Regions from separate parts of the Homo sapiens genome. Here region 1 is linked to region 2. A link is an interaction called in ENCODE POLR2A ChIA-PET data of the cell type or tissue named here. Cell type or tissue: PC-9. All regions are shown on one strand. Each heading gives the region's core, and the rest is flanking DNA. Links, peaks and the distances in the headings are about the cores only.

Region 1 (5,389 bases), core at 163-5,162, 230 kb before region 2:
GATTAATAAATAAATGCTTTGAGGTAGTCTTACTTGGGTTAAATCTGCTTGGTGTTCTATAAGCTTCTTGTATTTAAATATTTATATCTTTCTCTAGGTTTGGGAAATTCTCTGTTGTTATCCCTTTGAATAAACTTTCTACTCCGATCTCTCTTTCTCTTCCTCCTCGTTAAGTTCAATAACTCAGATTTGCCTTTTGAGGCTATTTTCTAGATCCTGTAGGTGTGCTTCATTCTTTTTTCTTTCGTCATCTTTGCCTCTGACCGTGTATTTTCAAATAGCCTGTCTTTGAGCTCACAAATTATTTCTTTTGCTTTGCTGTTAAGAGGCTCTGATACATTCTGCAGTATGTCAACTGCATTTTTCAGCTCCAGCATTTCTGCTTGATTCTTTTAAATTATTTCAACCTCTTTATTAAGTTTATCTGATAGGATTCTGAATTCCTTCTCTGTGGTACCTAGAATTTCACTGAGCTTCCTCAAAACAATTATTTTGAATTCTCTCTAAAAGGTCAGCTCTCTGTCTCTCTGGGTTTGGTCTCTGGTGCCTTATTTATTTTCTTTGGTGAGGTCATGTTTTCCTAGATGTTCATCAGTAAACATGCTTGTGGATGTTCGTTGGTGTCAGGGTGTTGAAGAATTAGGTATTTATCATAGTCTTTGCACCTTGTGGTTGTTTGTACTCATTCTTCTTTGGAAGGCTTTCCAAGTATTTGAAAGAACTTGGGTGCTGTGATCTAAGTCTTTGGTCACTGTAGCCATATCTGCATTAGTGGCCACCCCAAGCCCAGTAATGCTGTGACTCTTGCAGACTCATAGAGGTACTGCCTTGGTGGTCTTAGGGAAGATCCAGAATTCCCTGGATTATCAAGCAGATTCTTGTTCTCTTCCCCTACTTTCCCCCAAACAAACAGTCTTTCTCTGTACCGAGCTGCTTGAAGCTGGGGGAGAGGTGTCCCCAGCACTCTTATATTCACCACCACTGGGACCGTGCCTGGTCAGAGCTGTAACCAGCATAGAACTGGGTGTCAACCAAGACCCTTAGTGTCAACTGCCTTGCTACTGCCTATGTTCACTCAAGGCCCAAGGGCTCTTTAATTAGCAGGTGGCAAATCCAGCCAGGCTTGTGTTCTTCCCTTCAGGACAGCGAGTGGGTGCAGAGATGTCATCCAGGAGCAAGGGTCTGGAATCAGGGACCCCAGGAATCTGCTTGGTGTTCTACCCTATTGTATTCCACAAACTTGTGACTAAGCGGGTACCCAAGCTGCAAGACAAAGTCCCCTCTACTCTTCCCTCTTATTTCCTCAAAGAGAAGGAGTCTCTCTTCATAGCCACCACAGCTGGGAATTTGCTGGGTCACACCTGAAACCACATGGTTCTAAGAATCACCCAAGGCCTGCAGTGCATACTGCCAGGCTACCACTGCTGATTATTCAGAGCTGAAGGAGTCTTCAGTCAGCAGGTGATGAATCCTGCCTAGACAGGGTATTTCCTTTCAAGGCAGTGGATTCCCTTCTGCCCAGGGTGTGTCTAGAATTGTCACACAGGAGCTAGGACCTGGAATGAGGGCCTCAGGGCCCTGCCTCGTACCGTATTCAACTGTAGCTGATCTGGTATCCAAGTTTCAAGACCAAGTCCTCAGTAATCTCCCCTCTTGTTGCCTCAAGCAGAAGGAGGAAGTCTCTCCCAGAGCTGCAAGCTGCACTGCCTGGGGTTGGGGGAAGAATGACACAAGCACTCCCTTGCCATCCCAGCTGGTGTCTCACTACATTGTGTGACCCCCAAGTCCACTGGCTCTGAGCCCAACACAGCACCAGGACTTGCTCAGGAATTGTGGTCTTTGTGGCCTCAATTGCCTTTCAAGTTTGTTTAGAACCCCAGAGCACTTTAGCCTGTAGTGGCGGGGCTAGCCAGAACTCAGGTTCTGACTGCTGGGATGGGCAGTTTGCCTCTGGTTGGGGCTGGCCCAAATTCTCTGCCCATGTTCCTTTCTGCTGTGACCAGGGCAGCACTGAGTTCTAATACAGTCACTGCACTCTCCCTCTTGCAAGATTCCCTGTGCCACATGGCCACTGCTGGGTGATGGTGGAGGAGTGGTGTAAGTGATTCAAGACTATCTTTCTTACCCTCTTCAGTGCCTCTTTCCTTAATATGATGTTAAAACCAGGTACTGTGATTGCTCACCTGAGTTTTAATTCTTATGAAGGTTCTTTTTTGTGTGGATAGTTGTTCAATTTGGTGTCCCTAGGGGTGGAGGTGTGGGTGATCAACTAGTGGAGGTATTTATTTGGCCAACTTGATCCACCTCCTCTCTCCATCTTCTAGTTAATAAAGATTTTTTCTTTTCTTTTTATTTTCCTTACTTTCTTTCTTGTTATAAGAAACCATCACTGCCTAATAGAAACATGATGCAAGCCACAAATTGGGCAAGAAGCATTTAATTTTTCTAGTAATCACATCAAAAAAGCAAAAAGGAGATAAAATTCATTTTAATAATATATTTTATTTAATCCAATACAGTTAGCCCACTGTGTCCAGAGATTCAGCATCCTTGGATTCAACCAGCCATGGATCAAAAATATGTTTTTAAAACTAAAACTATTTTTATTTTAAAAATAAAAGTAACAAAACAACAATTAAAAATAACAGAAATAAAAAACAATTCAGTATATCAACTATTTACATAGTATTTACATTGTATTCGATATTATTAGTAATCTAGAAATGATTTAATGCATATGGAAGGATGTGCTTAGGTTATATGCAAACACTACACTATTTTATACAAGGGACTTGAATATCTGTAGATTTTGGTATTTGCTGGGTTCCTGGAGCCAATCCCCTATGGATACTGGGAGTCAACTGTATATACAAAATATTACCATTTCAACATGTGATCAATTCAAAAAATATTTTAATGAGAGATCTTGCAGTCCTTTCTTCATACTGGGTTTTCAAAGTCTTGTGTGTATTTTACATTTTCAGCACACCTCAATTTAAAATAGCCATATTTGAAATGCTCAGTAGTCACATGTGGCTAATAGCTTTTGTATGGAACAACATAGTTTTAGACCATCAAACTTAAAGATCAAAATTGCTAACCAGTCATTCCAAGCCATTTTCTGAATAATCCATCTTTTCCTTACTTATATCCAAAATGACTCATTTATTTATGTAATGATATCTTGTATGTATGCATGGTGCTCAATATACATTGGTAGAATGAGTGAATGATAGAATGGCATTGAGATTTATTTTAGAAGGATATTAAAGAACTTGAGTGAGGAGGAGGACTTAACACTAATAATACACACAGTATTGAATATGTGTTGCATCCCTAACATTAGACAAAATACCTGAAAATTATTGTATCATATACTGCTCATTGCATATTTTACAAGATTGATATGATTAGCCTCACTTTTAGAAAGAATTTGAGGCTTAGCAATGTTTAGTAAGTTGCTGAAGGTTAGGATCACCATTAGTTGCAGAGCCAGATTTGAAACTACATTTGTGTGGTTCCAAACTGAACTCTTTTTACTACACCACACTGCCTTATATGATAAGACCACGAGGCTGAAGAAATAGCAGAGTGTGAATTCATTCTATCAAGTTAGAAAAGAGATCATTGCTTCCTGCAGTCACTGAAATTTTTCACTTTAATGTTATTTATAGAGAGTAGCAAAATTCTTTGTTTCCACAAGTTTTTTAATTTGTTTCTAAAACATTCATTGAAAGGGTATTTAGAAAATTATATTTCATTAGAGGGAGAGGAAGAGAATATGTAACCAATATTTTACAGTGCAAAATGGAAACAATAAGTGATTAAATAGTTTCACAAAGATATTAGTAGTAGAATCATGAAGTTACTATTATTACATTCCTCTTCTCAACCTCTTCTAATCACTAAAAAATGTCCTCATTAGATTGAGGTTACAAAGTAGGATGCTAAATTAGGTAAGTCTCTTCTTTACCTATTCTGTAAGGTAGGCTGCCTGTTGAAAGTCAGAAAATAATGCATTCCTGTGCATATGTAATTGTACAGATAATTGCCTCTATCATTTAAAAATATCATTTGCCAAATGGTGTGTATGATTAATTATGTACATTTATCATTGAGTAGACTCAGGTATATTATAAAATTCTCTCCCTATGCTCATGCATCTTTCCTCCCTTCTTGCTTTTTTTCAATGTAAGTCATTTAGTAATTCACAATTTCTTTTTATTATTTCTTAAGCCATAATTCACCTGCATAGGAACCAGCTGCTAAGTTACCTTGTGGCTGCAGAAAAGTTGCTTTTTTAAATTAGGACATCAAGGGACAAGGATGATGTTTGAAATCTCCCCTCTTGATTTATGGATGCTCCTAAAGCTAAAATCCTGGGGAGAGGTCCATTTACTGATATCCAGGTATCTCCAGTGACATTTCTTCAGCTCCAAACTGTACATTGTTGAGCTTCAAAGTCAAGTGCTACCAGGCTGGGAGCGGCGGCTCACATCTGTAATCCCAGAATTTTGGCAGGCCAAGGCAAGCGCATCACCTGAGGTCAGGAGTTCGAAATCAGCCTAGCCAATGTGGTGAAACTCCATCTCTACCAAAAATACAAAAATTAGCCGGATGTGGTGGTGGGTGCCTGTAATCCCAGCTACTAGGGAGGCTGAGGCAGGATATTTGCTTGAACCTGGGAGGCACAGGTTGCAGTGAGCCAGGATCAAGCCACTGCACTCCAGCCTGGCCTACAGAGCAAGATTCTGTCTCAAAACAAAAAACATAAAACAAAACAAAGTCCAGTGATACCAAGGAAAGAAAAGAATTAATGAATTAAAAGTATATAGTAATCTTGAAATCCTGACATGTAGAACTTATCTATAATTAATGTAATTAATGGTAGTAACAACTATTAGAGAACAGCCTATATCTTTAACATAAGGCCTCCTGAGGGGCTGTATGCTTCTGCCTTGCCCTGGAATCTCAGAAGAGCATCTGGAATGATCCTATTAGACCTAAGTCTGATCCTCAGCTCTGAACTCTTCACTCTTTCCCCTCATTCTGGACTTTATTTATTTTTTTGAGATGGAGTTTCACTCTTGTTGCCCAGGCTGGAGTGCAATGGCATGATCTCAGCTCACTGCAACCTCTGCTTCCCAGGTTCAAGCAATTCTCCTGCCTCAGCCTCCCAAGTAGATGGGATTACAGGCATGCACCACCATGCCCAGCTAATTTTTTTTGTATTTTCAGTAGCGACGGGGTTTCACCACGTTGGCCAGGCTGGTTTTGAACTCCTGACCTCAGGTGATCCATCTGATCCGGCCTCCCAAAGTGCTGGGGTTACAGGCATAAGTTACCACGCCCGGCCTGTTCTGGACTTTAAAAGTCTGTTTTGACAAAG
Region 2 (5,389 bases), core at 216-5,215:
GTTTTCTGTATCACAATTTTTTTTTATAATGATGTACTAGTTTATAACTGCAGTTTATTGTCTCACGACTTCCAAAAAGGCTTTAGCACTCCAGGTTCCAGGCACCTTGTTTCTCACCTTTGTACCTTTTGGTTTCCTCATGCTGCCCATCCTATCTAGAGTGCCTCTGCCAATTGTAGATAACTCCTGCTCAAACTTTGACTCGGGTAAGCCTTTTCTTATCTCCAAGGCTATATTTGGGATCCCACCTTTACATCTCAAAATGTAATTACAAGTTTATGGGTCTGTCCCCCTGACCAGGCCGAAATCTTTGAGGAAAGGAATTATTTTCTATTCATCCTTGTACCCCACAGTCCAAGGTGATACATAGCACATAGTTAAAGCTCAGGGAAGGTGTTTGAATGACTGATTAAAGGCATATCAGATGAAACTGTTCAAATAATTATAACAACTGTAAAAACTGTAAAGAGGTCAGAGAAAACAAATATATCAAAAGTAGTATCTTACTCTCATTGAGCATTACATTTAGCTCTGACTGGTAGCCAAGCCCAACAATAAATATGATATGATCAACGTATAGTAGAAAATAGTGTGGTTTAGAGGGAACAGCATGGGATTTGGAAGAGGAGATAAGGGGACTTGAATCTTGGTGCCACTATAGAAACCTTGAACACGTTCTAAAATCTCTCTTTGTCTGTTACTACATCTGCAAAATGAAAATAACAACACCCACTTCTTAGAGTTGTTTTAAGGAGCAAACGAATTAACATATGTGAAGTGAACATAGTTGCTGCTCCTATGTGAAGCAATTCAGAGGATCACTATGTTTTTGTTGTTGCTGTTTTGTTTTAAATTAGTAGAACAATTGTGTGTTTATAGAAATTGAGCAGATAGTACAGAGCATTCCCATATTCTCTCTCCTGCTCACACTTTTCCTTATTATTAGCTATTTTTTTAAACTAGGTAACTTATTCAAATAACATGGTAAAGTAAATACAGTCGGCCCTCCTTATACATGGGTGCCACATCCATGGACTCAACCAACCTTGGATTGAAAATATTTGAAATAAAAAGTGTCTGTACTGAGCATGTACAGACTTTTTTCTTGCCATTATTCTCTAAACAATACAGTATAACAATGATTTACATATTTTTACATTGTATTAGGTATCATAAGAAATCTAGAGATGATTTAAAGCATACAGGAGAATGTGCATAGGTTATATGCAAATGCGATGCCTTTTTATATCAGGGACTTAAGCATTCATGGATATTGGTACTGTGGGAGGTCCTAGACCTTCAGAGGCTGAGTCAAGGATCTAGAGTGCCTTCATCAGGCTAGAGACTATTCCTACCACCTCTATGGAGTGCAGTATTAACACGAACTTTCTTTTGGAGAACTTTAGATCATAACAGGTCAGCAATGAATGTTAAAGCAAAAAACATTGTGCGAGTTGTATATTAACAGCATTTGGAATTTTAAATTCACACACTTTACATCTGTTAAAAATGACAAAAGGGGCCTTTCAATTAGAGTTAAGTGGGCCACTGAGGCTGTTCATTGGTAGGTTGACTGGAGGGCCTGTGACCCTGTGGGCCCAGCTAATCTTGGGCAAAGAGGAAAGAGGTACAGAGTTTGACCTGCAAGAAGAGACTCCTCCCCACTAAGAACACAACAGTAAGCGTGAAGGGAAGCAGTGTACACTAGCAGAACAACTGTGCTAAGGGTCAGAATGAACATTCAGGGTTGTGCAGATTCTTGGGATGCATTTTGACTAGATAAGTAGCATAGCATTTATAAAGGAAATGGGCTTACAGACCCCAAACATCAGATTTCCTTCCCCAAATTTCTTCTATGGCCATATTGAACAAGGGGGCAAGCTAGACCAGAGAGCTCATCTGGACAGGAGGTGAGCATTAGAGATGCAAAAGGGTATAGATCAGCCCCATCTAAAGCAGCAGCAAAGCCAGATGATTTGCTGGGACAAGTGTGGTTTGTTCAACTAGTGTAGAGACATGCCCCAACCACTGGCACAGTTGCAACAGCACTTGGTTTCAAAACATCTCTCTTAAAAGGGAATGTTTTTCAGCTCTCTAGAGGCTTAGCAAGATCTGAAAAGATTTTGCTGCTGTTTGCTGGCTTCTACACATGCCACTTTTTACACCTTTACCTAGATAGATGGAAAGCACTGTAGCCCACTTGCTTTGCATGTTTGAACAAGCCTGCATGGATAGATGACAGTGCATGAACAGCTGGCTTCTTCAAGAGCTGATCTGCACCACCCTAACATTACCTAAACAATCATTACTTACTTTTTTTCTTCCTTCAGTGCTTAAGCAAGTTTCAGCATGTTAAAAGAGAGAGCTGTGGGAAATGGCCTAGAGCTCTGGGATAAAAATATAAATCACACCCTAGTTAGCTTAGGTTAAATTAACTTTAGATTGATATATATGGACACCTCCTTTTAGGAGCTAAGCCACCACCCCATCACCCCAGAGCTCTTAATTAGCCCTCTCCATGTGGAATATGGACCTGTAACCATTCACCAGGTTCCTAATTCTTTTTCAATTAAGAGTTCTAAGTTAAGAGACAATTAATATCTTTAACATTGTATTAATGTCTGTCAAAGCTAAAACTGTTAATCAAACAACAGCAGAGTATGAAGCATTTCTAGGTAGTGGATGGCATTTTCCTGCAGGAAGCACTCAAAATCAGAAGTTTGGCTGCACCCAGTCAGGGCAGCTGTGCATTAAAGTTGTTCTCAACATATGCTAATGCTAACTGGACCAAAGTGTTAGTTTTATAGTTCATTATGAGGCTTGTGAAAAAGAATAATTCACACTGAGTAAAGTGGAAAGAATTATCCATAACCAGGTTGCAACAATAAACTTTAAGAGCAAAGAAAGAGACATTCTGGGTGCCTCATGTCTGTGCATTGTCCTAAGGAGATGAAATAAGAGAGGTTAAAGACAAGAATGAGGAATTTTTTGCTGTTGTTCTAATCTGGTGCAGTATTTTAGGTAATTTATTTGATAAAGGCAACACTCACTTCTGAAGGTCTTCTTCCCTCAACTGAAGATTTGCAAAGGAAAATGCTGGGTGGACTTGATCACCAGCTACTCTTGAGTTTCCAGTGTGGCTGGTTAGTAATTCCTTATCCCACAAAGAATTTTAAAAATGTGCCAGCTTAAGGAGGTCAGAGGCTAAAGCATGGAGGTGTTTAATGTGCATTTTTTTCTATCTCACTAATAGACTGTTGACATGGGTCTTTTGTGAACTCCCTGGCTAACTAAATATATTCATGATCCGAGTGAAGAGGGGGAGTAGAGAATGCTCACGTTTCAGGATGTAAGGTTTTGTTTAATTTCAGTCAATCATTTGTTGATGGCAAGTACACCAGATGAAATGCATCCTCTGAAGGAGCTCTGAGATCTTTGGGTCTGTGTATATAAATCATTTGCCTGCCATGACACCACATCCAACAAACCTCGTTGACACTGACAGGGACCAGATGTGTAAGGCCATGGAAAAGACGTTAGGTTTTGACATCAGCTGACTGACAGTTACATTTGGAGGCACCAGTTGAGGGTTTGAGATTTTGTTGAGTCCAGCAGGTAGATGGAAATCTGCATTTAGTGTTATCACATGCCTTTAAACACTTAGCTGAAGATAAAACCACCTCTGTTCATGGAATGGAGCTTAAAATAACCCAGTTTCAACTCTTCAGACCTAAAAGCTTCCTTCCCTCTCTACTTGCTCTTGCTCTTGTTCCCTCTCATTCTCTCATAGCCACAGTGGAAAGAAAGTTTAAGTAAAAATACAATTTACAAAAGATTTATACATTTTTTTCTGAAATGTATTCTTCCTCATTCCCTCCCTGCCTATATCTAAATATACTAAATGTGATACATTTGTAAGCAAATAAAGTATACATTTTACATTCTCACAGGAACCAAATGACCTTAGCTTTTTTATGGGCACTAAAAAATGTTAGTATTTGCATATTATAAAATTTCCCCAAACTTTCACCTTTAAGAGCTTAATAACTTCAGGAAGTTTAAATTTCTAAATCTTGAGATTTAAAATTTTCTAATGTAGGAATAATAATTGAAGTAAATTACCATTTAGTCTAAGTTTAAGATACTTTGCACAAAACTGAGAGACTGGTCATCTGAAAAAAGAAGCAGACAATCACAAAGTAAAGCTTCAAATGATGATTACAGCTGATTTTAATGTAGTCCTTTGGATGATTAAATATATATTCTTAATCTTAATTTTAAAAACAAAGGTATAATTTTTATACATTTTCATTAACATATTGATGAAATAGTAGCAAAAGCTTTAAGAAAAAATGTTACTAATTTATCTTAAAACGATGTCTTGTTGAGTTTAATATAAAGTATTTTAAAGTAACTACTCAAAAATGACTTGTAGAATTGTATGACTTCAATTTTCAGTGACAAAATATGAATGCATTTGGACTTTTGGAAAGCCTGAATATCAGCATTTCCTTTAGATTGTATAAAAGCAATTATAAAGTGACAGAAGGAAAAACGTTCATGCTAGTTAGCTATGAAGGGAATTATTGGCTTTTGTTCATATTGGAACCCCTTTAATGTTTTAAGAGTGGGTTAATATTGATCTGGCATTCATTCTGCTATGCATCTGTCACACACACACATACACACACACACACACACACTCACACTCCTTCAGTTTGCATTTTTGCCTACAGGCTGCTGAGAGCTGATTATTCTTCTAATCAAAACCGTCACAATCAGGGGAGACAATTAGTCAGGTTAGGCCTCTGCTGATTTTGCTTGTGGCCCTTAGCATCAGATGGCCTTGAGCACTCTTGAATCATATCAACAAGTATTTCAATAATACCTCCTCCGCTCCACCTGCTGCTGCTAAGGTCTTCCTTTCATCTCTGGCATTGCTTGAATTTGTGATTTCTCATGTATTTTAAATTGAGACCACAAGGTATAGAAATGTTCAAAAGTAGAAACTTGGCAGACCTCATTGCTAGTGCCACTTAAAAATCACCTAGTCAACTCCAAAAATCATGAAATCAATTACCTATAAATAGGTTTCTATTTGTTTCTGTACTTATGCACTTGTAGAACTCAATTTATAGAGTTTAATTCCCATGTAAAATGAATATACATAGAGTGCATAAGAAAGAGTCCCATATATAATAGGCTCAGCATATTTTAAGCTATACTTAAATCAGAATGACATACATAAGACCCAGTTGGTAATAATACATTTTTATATTTTTCAGATGAAATAAATTTTGTTCTGAATATAAGATTTATTTATTATATTATTCTGGTGGTCATTGTCTGACTTTACCAACTATAGGAAGTTTTTAAATAAAAAAGCAAT

Evidence for each region. Peaks named below come from ENCODE experiments on the same cell type or tissue, not always from the same donor. Only the 100,000 strongest peaks of a DNase experiment are listed, where the experiment ranks them.
Region 1: POLR2A ChIA-PET joins it to region 2 with 11 read pairs; 4 of 35 experiments call an interaction of 5 or more read pairs at or near these places.

Annotation. Positions count from the first base shown.
Region 1 is chr5:107,684,186-107,689,574 of GRCh38, reverse strand. No RefSeq gene overlaps it. Among named protein-coding and RNA genes, the nearest start is that of EFNA5, 16 kb to the right of the region's middle. In PC-9, for the core only: no CTCF peak of the experiment used is centred there; no DNase peak of the experiment used is centred there.
Region 2 is chr5:107,453,261-107,458,649 of GRCh38, reverse strand. The region is part of intron 1 of EFNA5 (ephrin A5); the gene reads left to right. Among named protein-coding and RNA genes, the nearest start is that of EFNA5, 210 kb to the left of the region's middle. In PC-9, for the core only: no CTCF peak of the experiment used is centred there; a DNase peak (open chromatin) is centred at 3,179; H3K4me3 peaks cover 1,230 bases; H3K27ac peaks cover 3,293 bases.